2 separate regions of the Homo sapiens genome follow, and region 1 is linked to region 2. Evidence: chromatin contacts called from ENCODE Hi-C or POLR2A ChIA-PET data. All regions are on one chromosome and are shown on one strand. Each heading gives the region's core, a stretch centred on a gene start or an enhancer-like site at or near the end of the contact. The rest is flanking DNA. Distances are from core to core; before and after follow the strand shown.

The links. Hi-C counts contacts between places; a loop is a spot of excess contacts on that map. ChIA-PET counts read pairs that join two places held with the same protein, here RNA polymerase II (POLR2A). Pooled maps may share reads with other maps.
Region 1: a pooled map shows a loop between it and region 2 (10-fold over the local background). The contact joins the enhancer-like site here to the promoter of PSMB3 in region 2. A Hi-C loop is called at or near these places in 1 of 168 maps with a recorded cell type or tissue (naive thymus-derived CD4-positive, alpha-beta T cell) and 5 of 50 pooled maps. POLR2A ChIA-PET finds 5 or more read pairs at or near these places in 1 of 52 experiments (naive thymus-derived CD8-positive, alpha-beta T cell).

Annotation. Positions count from the first base shown.
Region 1 is chr17:43,359,246-43,362,756 of GRCh38, forward strand. No RefSeq gene overlaps it. Among named protein-coding and RNA genes, the nearest start is that of LINC00910, 28 kb to the right of the region's middle. RefSeq lists enhancers at 798-1,493, 1,539-1,718 and silencers at 1,969-2,028, 2,479-2,578. Within about 2 kb of position 1,251, at least 38 of the 41 ENCODE cell types and tissues checked have a DNase peak (open chromatin) inside an H3K27ac peak, as active enhancers do.
Region 2 is chr17:38,750,765-38,756,374 of GRCh38, forward strand. PSMB3 (proteasome 20S subunit beta 3) reads left to right here and starts at 1,977. Exons shown (of 6, transcript NM_002795.4): 1 at 1,977-2,065; 2 at 2,386-2,570; 3 at 5,119-5,226. The coding sequence starts at 2,063. TRN-GTT2-5 (tRNA-Asn (anticodon GTT) 2-5) reads right to left here and starts at 1,090; the gene lies at 1,017-1,090. It overlaps LOC100287808 (a long non-coding RNA gene), which reads left to right. Exons shown (of 1, transcript NR_149004.1): 1 at 1-988. It also overlaps the pseudogene RNU6-866P.

The DNA of each region.
Region 1 (3,511 bases), core at 1-2,500, 4.6 Mb after region 2:
CAAACAAAACAGCAAGGAGAAAAGTCCCCTGATTTCCATCCTAGTGCTTCTCAATCACACTCAGCACAGCAGCAACAAAACACAACCACATCTATCGAATCTTACTGCTCATAGCTGTTAAATATCAAATCTCAATCAGCAATTTTAGAGCCGGATCCTCCAATGCTTTTGGTTCCCAGTGTTTCACAAGCAAACGGACAGAAATCGGGAGGGACATAGGAGAAGAATCAGTTAAAATCCCTAAGACCAGTTAAATGAAGTCTCCTGAAAATGACACTGAAACGGAGACAGCAACCAAGACAAGGAGGACGAGGCAGACTAATACAAAGAGCATAGCCTGCGGTGTCAAACCTGTTTTTTAGCCGAGAGGGGCTTTACTGGGAGGGGCCTCTAACCCTCCTCGGTCGGGCCTCTAACCCGAGGTCGGTCAAGTGTCCTTGCCTTTTATTAAGAGGGGCCTCTAACCCACTCTCTTTTAGGAAAGACTCTAACTCCATTAAGTTGGGCCTCTAACCCAATCCCATTCTTTACCCGGGCACTCCACCACTTACCCAAAGTCAGTCTACTGACTACTGCAGTGCTGCAGTCTACTTCCTTTGGGTTGGGGGAGTTTCTTCAGTATCGTCCCTTCCATCATTCGCCAGAAATATGTTATAGGACCCCAACACTTCCCCAAAGCACTATAGTCCCATCTGTGGTGGCCAGAAATACGTCACAGGAAAAGGGCCCCGATCCAGACCCAAAGAGAGGGTTCTTGGGTCTCGCGCAAGAAATAACTCAGGGCAAGTCCGCGGTGCAAAATAAAAGCAAGTTTATTAAGAAAGTAAAGTGGTGAAAGAACAGCTACTCCACAGACAGAGAAGGGCGTTCCTGAAACTAAGAGAAGGAACGTATCCACCCTAGGTACAATGCTTGTACACATGGGGAGAGGTGTTCTGTTACAAGGGTTTGTGATAATTAACTTTAATTATTACATTTTGCAAGAATCCCTATTACTACCTTTAAAGCAAAATTAGGAACGCCTTTGTTCTCCAGATATCCAGCTATCTGGACACTCGGGTCTCTTCAGTAAACATTAATTTGTTCCCTTAACCGTAAGTATCTGAAAGCTAGGAATATCCTTCTGAGAATGCAGGCCCGTAAGTCCCGGCCTCATTTTTCTAGCCCTCACTCAAAATGGGGTCGCTTCAGGTTCCAACGTCTCTGACAGTCATACTACATATGACTCAGCCACGTCAATGGAAAAAGTAGACTGGATAGTGACGTACCCGCAGAAAACGAATGCAACAATCTGTCATACAGATCTGACGGCAGTCAGATTCTGCAGTGAAGTAGAGGCGGTAAACTTGAATGCAACGATCTTCATACCGCATCCCACAAAGCCACGTAAATCCAAAAGCAGTCCGACTCTCGATAGTGAAACACATGCGGTAAACTTGAATGGAAAGATGTTTATACTGCCTCGGATAGAGACACGTAAATGAAAAAGCAGTCCCACTTGGGATAGTGAAGTATGGGCGCTCAACTTAAATAGGACCGTCCGCATATCGTATGTGAGTGAAGCAAGTAATAGCAAAGGGCAGTCAGATTACGGAGACCGATGGCGACTGAAGTGAGTGCAGTAACCTTTAACTCAATGATCGTCACGCCGCAACCAAGTGAAACCGAAAGCAACTAAGCGCTCGAAAGCACGCCCGGCCAGCTCAAAAACTACGGCGCTGATGGACCCCAGTGATCCGACGTAAAGGTGCAAACGTAAAGCGCACACGGCCAATTTAAAAGCAGCGGCGCTGATAGGCCCGGACGAACCGACGTGAACGCGTAGAAGTAAGGTACGCGCGATGAGCTTAAATACGCGAGTACTAAGAGACCGTGAAACCCGGATTTAAGCGTGTAAACGCAACACACAACCTAGGAGGTCAGTAACAACGGTCCCAACTGATGCAAATGGCCCAATGCAAACACGTTGACAATCTCCCGTTAGCGACAGTAACAGACGCTAAGCGCCCAATGCGAACAAAACTCCCGCTTCGAAAACTACACCTCGGAATCCTTCCAGCGATCAAGGGCCAGCAACACCACAAGCCTTCCACTGTATCAACACCGTTTTCAAAACGAAAATGTTAACGATCGGCCACTGTACTCCTTCTCCCACACATCCTAACCTCAGGGTGACAGATAGCACCCTGAATAACTCTCTCTCCTACGTTGAGATTGTGTATCTTTATCCAAATCTGAACACCTGCGTAAGTAATATTGTTACTATTTTGGAGGATATTCACTTTCCTTTTTTGCTCCCATAACTCCCGAGAGAAGCAGCCATTTTAAATTTGCATGCCCCGCCGTGCCCTGCCTGCCAACCACTGAACAGAAAAGCGCCTGTAAATCACTGGAATCTTGGGAAAGCTCCTTCGGCTTCATTGCCCTTCAGGAGGAAAAACCCACAACGGAAAAGACACGAAGAGCTCTAGGAGGCTCTTCTTTCCTCCTCCTCCCCCTCCCCTTCCCCTCCCCTCTCCCTCCGCCTCCCTTCCCCTCCGCATCCCCTCCCCCTCCCTTCCCCCTCCCCCTCCCCATCTCGTCCTGACCTAGCTGGCATCCAACATTACTTTAAACTTTTTTTCACACATACGTTGAAAGAATTGTTTGGTGAACACCCGTATGCCCATCACCTAAAGTCATCTTGCTGTACTTGCTTTATTACATGTGTTACAGACGTCTAATTACATTTTTTTTTTCTTTTTTTTGAGAGGGAGTCTCGCTCTGCCGCCCAGGCTGGAGTGCGGTGGCGCGATCTCGGCTCACTGCAAGCTCCGCCTCCCGGGTTCACGCCATTCTCCTGCCTCAGCCTCCCGAGGAGCTGGGACTACAGGCGCCCCCACTACGCCCAGCTAATTTTTTGTATTTTTTAGTAGAGACGGGGTTTCACCGTGTTAGTCAGGATGGTCTCGATCTCCTGACCTCATGATCCCCCGCCTGGGCCTCCCAAAGTGCTGGGATTACAGGCTTGAGCCACCGCGCCCGGCAATTACATATTTTGTATAGCTGCACACATGGAGACAGGTACTCAGGTCTCGTCCCTCTAGCCATTTCTCAACTGTCTGGTCCGGCAAGGGCAAGTTTTCGAGGAGGCCAGGGTGCAGCCCTCAGGGGAGCACATGCTCTGACTGGTTGCAGGGCTGGGCGGAGCCTTGGGAAAGGGGCCCCTGTAAGAGTTAAAGAAAGAGGATATAAACACGAAAAGAGTTTGGCTCTTGTTGCCCAGGCTGGAGTGCAATGGAGCGATCTCGGCTCACCACAAAGTCCGCTTGCCAGGTTCAAGTGGTTCTCCTGCTTCAGCCTCCCAAGTAGCTGGGATTACAGGAGCGCGCCACCATGCCCGGCTAATTTTTGTATTATTGTATTTTATTTATTTTTTTTTTTTAGAAGAGACACGGTTTCACCATGTTGGCCAGGCTGGTCTCCAAATCCTGACCTCAGGTGATCCACCCGCCTCGGCCTCCCAAAGTGC
Region 2 (5,610 bases), core at 727-3,226:
CTCAAGAGTGCTTTGCACATTCTCCTCCACAAAGGTCGAGGCTCCCACTGCGCCCAGGAATGCGCCTCGTCAGACATTAGGCGCCCCTTGATTTTGTGTTTGCATCTCACGCGGTCCTCTAGCTGACAAGTGCATCAGAAGAGTCACAGTGGCTGTCACAAGCCAGAGACTCGCAGAGGACAGGAACGCGGGAAATCTAGGCAATTACCTCCAGCATATACCAAGAGCTATTGCGAGGATCAGATCCCTTTAAAAATGGTGACGAGACAGGAGAGGGCGGCTCCTCTAGAGCTTTCCGGAACGTCTTTACCTCTGTGTCCTTTATACCTTTTATCTCCCCCAAACAAGGTCCTTAGTCAGTTTCTCCTTCTATTTCCCCATCTTCCTCCCCCACCTCCCTGTGTAGTTCTAGGGGGAAAAAATGTGTTGTTTTCCTTTTTTTCTGATGCTTCTAATATTAAATGCGTCTATTTTCCCACTCTCCATTGTCTTGAGGTCTTCCCCTACCCACCCTGCCTAGTTCTGTCACGTCCCTTCTTTCCCTGTATCACAACAATGTTCTCCCTTTCTCACCTTTGTTTCTCTTCATACTTGTTTCTCTCTCTGTGTCTCTCTCATTCTCTTCCCTTCCAAATGTAGTATTTGGAGACTGTAATATCGATTGAGGCAGACAATAGAAAACTGTCGAACCTCCACTGTAAATTCATTCTTAATCCTATGAAAAAATGCATCCTGAAACGTGTTGCATGCACAGTGAGACAAAAACCTGTGTCTTTAGGTTTCCTGCGATCTAGCTTGGAGGCGGGTTGGGGGGGTGTGGAGGGAAGTGCTGGAGAAATTATCCCATTATTGACTGAGCAGCAAAGAATTTTCAAGAACAGTGATTCTCCTAGAAAAAGTATTGCTGCTGCCATTTCAATGCAAAATTTGGCTTTTGAGTAAAAGGCTTAGGTTTTTATCTTCCGGGGAGAAAAAAAAAACCCAAAAGACAAAAAAAAAAAAAAAAAAGGTCATAGCGTCCCTGGGTGGGCTCGAACCACCAACCTTTCGGTTAACAGCCGAACGCGCTAACCGATTGCGCCACAGAGACCGAGTCGACTACCGGCGTAGTAGTGAGCCGAGTCAATGGGAGCGAGCCTGGACGGCGCAGACGCCGTAAGAGATGCCGCCATCGGGCGAAATAAGTGGAACCCGGGGGAGAAAGGGAAGGATCCTGATGGGGGAGGGAGGCGAAAGAGCTTGGGAGGAGAGGACGCGGGACGTGCACGCCCTTCCTCCATTGGAACGGCGAGAGGTCGACTCTGGCTATCCTCAGGTTCTACCTCAAACGTGGAGAGGCGCGGAACGTCCCTTTTTAGGGTGACCTGAGATTGAGGATACGTGAAGTCGGGCCGCAGGAAGTCCCCCAAATCAGAACAAGCTTCGGCTTCCAAACTCCCTTTCACAGCTGAACCCCTGCAGCCGCAAAATACCCGCGACGCCTACACGCGACGCCTTCCCCTTCCCACCTGCATCATTAAATTTCCATTTAATGGGCGCCTCCTATATACTAGGCACTGTTGTGGGCCAGTGAATATTCCGAGCCTAGGCAAGTGCCTGGTACACAGTAAACGCAGGATTTCTGGAGTGAATAAATAAGCTAGCACGACTAATACGACGAACTCATACATCACGTTGATAAGCGTCACGGTGCCCCTTCAGCTGGGGCCGCAGCTTCCTAAACCCAGTTTCACCAGCCCACGTGCGCGCAGGCTCCGCCCCCAGTCCCTGAGGTCCCGAGTCCAGGTCCGCCGAGATCCCACTATGCACCGTGTCGCAAGTCTCTTCCGCAGCCACAGTGACTTTTCACTTCCGCTTTTCCCGCCTCCGTTTTGACTTTGCAACCAAACTACCTGTACTGGTGACCGACAGGGACGTGTGACCAATAGAAAGCCCAGATGTCCAGGAAGAGTCCGCCTATCAGCCAATGAAGAGACAGCAGTGAGAGCGGTTGCGCAGTGAAGGCTAGACCCGGTTTACTGGAATTGCTCTGGCGATCGAGGGATCCTAGTACACCGCAATCATGGTGAGATGGGGAGTTAAAGCAAAGGGGCATGGGGAAGGATTGAGAAGCGGAGGGGGTCAGGAGAGGCTTGGGGACGAAAAGGGCCTAGGGTCGATGGAAGGAAGCGGTTTCAGTTCGAGGGGAGCGGGCCCCGGTGAGGACCAAGAGGGTGAGTGCGGCTCATTGCCGCCACACAGTGCTCATCCCAGCTGGAGAACCAGGGGTTCAGACGCCTCCGGAATGGAGAACGGGCGTACAGGAGCCTCCGCATCAGGAGCTGGGCCGGGGGCTGTGGCAGCGTTTGACCCCCCGCGCTGACCCCTCCGCTCTGTCTGTCCTAGTCTATTATGTCCTATAACGGAGGGGCCGTCATGGCCATGAAGGGGAAGAACTGTGTGGCCATCGCTGCAGACAGGCGCTTCGGGATCCAGGCCCAGATGGTGACCACGGACTTCCAGAAGATCTTTCCCATGGGTGACCGGCTGTACATCGGTCTGGCCGGGCTCGCCACTGACGTCCAGACAGTGTAAGTTTCAAGGGTCCCCGCCCACACCCAGGCCTCTTCTTGGACCATCCAACCCCGGCGTCTTGACCGGCCAAGGTGTCAGTCATCTACCACACACCACCAGTGAGTTTGAGACTTTGCCGCCTCCAAAAAACATGTCCTTCCCTTTCTTTTTTTTTTTTTTAGACAGGGACTTGCTCTGTCACCCAGGCTGGAGCTCAGTGGCATGATCTCAGCTCACTGCAACCTCCACCTCCCAGGCTCAAGCGATTCTCGTGCCTCAGCCTCCTAAGTAGCTGGGACTACAGGCGCGCACCACCATGCCTGGCTAATTTTTGTATTTTTAGTAGAGACAGGGTTTCACCATGTTGGCCAGGCTAGTTTCGAACTCCTGACCTCAAGTGATCCACCTGCCTCAGCCTCCCAAAGTGCTGGGATTACAGGCATGAGCCACCACACCTGGCCTGACTTTGATTTTGACAACAATTTTGAGCAGACAAGACAAGCCCAATAGAAACATCTTGCAAGCAGTTGGGGTTTTGTTATTACATCTCAGGGTTGGGGAAGCATTGGCAATGTGCCAAATCTATGGGAGCAGATTCTGGAGAGACAAAGTCTGTAGGGAGGGAAATAATGAGCGGCAGTTTGAGAGCTGAACGTTACATTTAGCAGTGAGGGGCGAAGAGAAGCCAGAGAAGAATAAGAGAGGAAAAGAACGGTGATAGGTTTTCAGGAGGGAATACGTGGTCACAGGGGGCAGGTCCTGCAGGGTACTGGTGCCTGAGGAGCAGCAGGTCCTGGATTTGTTTCCTAGAAGGTGGAGAGACTAGCTCACAAGCGTGGGTGGATGCCTGTCAGAAAATGTTCTCATTTCGGCTGGGCGCGGTGGCTCACACCTGTAATCCCAACACTTTGGGAGGCTGAGGTGGGCGGATATCTTGAGATCAGGAGTTCCAGACCAGCCTGGCCAACATGGTGAAACGCTGTCTCTACTAAAAATACAAAAATTAGCCAGGCTGGGTGGTGGGCACCTGTAATCCCAGCTACTCGGGAGGCTGAGGCTGGAGAATTGCTTGAACCTGACAGACGGACGTTGCAGTGAGCTGAAATTGTGCCACTGCACTCTAGCCTGGGCAACAGAGCGAGACTCTGTCTCAAACAAAATAAAAAAAGAAAGAATAAAAGAAAATGTTCTCATTTCTCTTAAAACTCCCTGAGTCTCAAGAACATAACACTTACTGAGATCTCACCCAGCCTGCCCTTTTTTCCTGTCTGGTAGAGTCAGAGAATGACATCCTGGGGTTCCTGTCAGTGAAGTCTCCCGTGAGCCTTCCCTTCTGCAGTCACTGCTGTTCTCACACCATTTCCTTTTCTTCAGAGGGCTTTTCTCACTGCGTTTGCTTCCTTCTGGGCAATGACTGCTCATTTCACTAGGCCTCAGTTTCCTTACCTGGAAGATGAAGCTCAAGTCATTTCTAAGTCTCTTTGCTCTGGTGTCCTGAGACTCATTGCTTTTCCTCCAGCAGGTGTGGCATTGGTCTGCTCTATGCAGGGGCCTATCCTGGGGCTCTGAGATGGAACTGGCAAGCTGTGACCTTTTTTCCTTTTTTCACCAGAGCTGCCAAATGGCCTTTTTCTAAGGCATCTTTCAAGTCTGTTAGCACATAGCACAGCAGTTGGTGCTGCCCCCTTTTTTTTTTTTTTGTCACCCAGGCTGGTGACATAAACTTAACTCACTGCAACCTCCGCCTCCAAGGCTCAAGTGATCCTCCCACCTCACCCTCCCAAGTAGCTGGGACTACAGGTGTGTGCCACCATGCCCAGCTAATTTTTGTAGTTATTGTAAGAGGCAAGGTTTCGCTATGTTGCCCACAGCTGAACTCCTGAGCTCAAGCAATCCTTCCGCCTCAGTCTCCCAAAGTGCTGGGATTACAGGTGTGACCCACTGCGCCCAGCCTAAACATTTTTAATATGGAACGCTTCACAAATTTGCATGTCATCCTTCTGCTAATCTTCCCTGTATTATTCCAGTTTTAATATATGTGCTGCTGGCCAGGCGTAGTGGCTCACGCCTGTAATCCCAGCACTTTGGGAGGCCAAGGTGGGCAGATCACGAAGTCAGGAGATCGAGACCATCCTGGCTAACACCGTGAAACCCCATCTCTACTAAAAATACAAAAAGTTAGCCGGGAGTGGTGGCGGGCGCCTGTAGTCCCAGCTACTTGAGAGGCTGAGGCAGGAGAATAGCGTGAACCCGGGTGGCGGAGCTTGCAGTGAGCCGAGACTGACTGCGCCACTGCACTCCAGCCTGGGCGACGAGTGAGACTCCGTCTAAAAAAAAAAAAAATATATATATATATATATATATATGTGTGTGTGTGTGTGTGTGTGTGTGTGTGTGTGCTGCCAAAGCAAGCACCAGTTGCTACTTCCTAACACATGTAAGACTACAGTTTTCCCTGGGCAGGGACTGAGATGAGATGTCTCCTTATGTTTCCCTGACCTCAACAGGGTAGACACTCAGGAATATTCAATAATGACTTACTAACTCACTTTTCTCCTACCTCAGTGCCCAGCGCCTCAAGTTCCGGCTGAACCTGTATGAGTTGAAGGAAGGTCGGCAGATCAAACCTTATACCCTCATGAGCATGGTGGCCAACCTCTTGTATGAGAAACGGTGAGTGCAAGTGTAGCTAGCACTGAGGGAATGCAGACATCTTTGAATGTAGTATGGAGTAGGTACTGAGGAAGAGGACTCTCCTTGTTTTTCCATCTCTTATTTGCAGGATAATATCCTTATTTTATGGGTGTGTTTTCTTTGGGCCTGTCTGGCAACCAGATAGGAAAGAAAATACTTATGTTGGAAGAAGGCAAGGAATGCACATAGCAGATAAATTTGCATCTAGGCAAAAGAGTTAGTCCCACCAGAGTGTTCTGGGGTCTCCCAGCAGGAGCCACTCTTGCCCTAGAGCTATTCTGTCAGCACTGGCTTCTTGGGAATAGCAGGGAGCCTAGGAATGGGGTGTTCATTTTCGTCAGTTCTCCTTGAGGGCTTTATGGT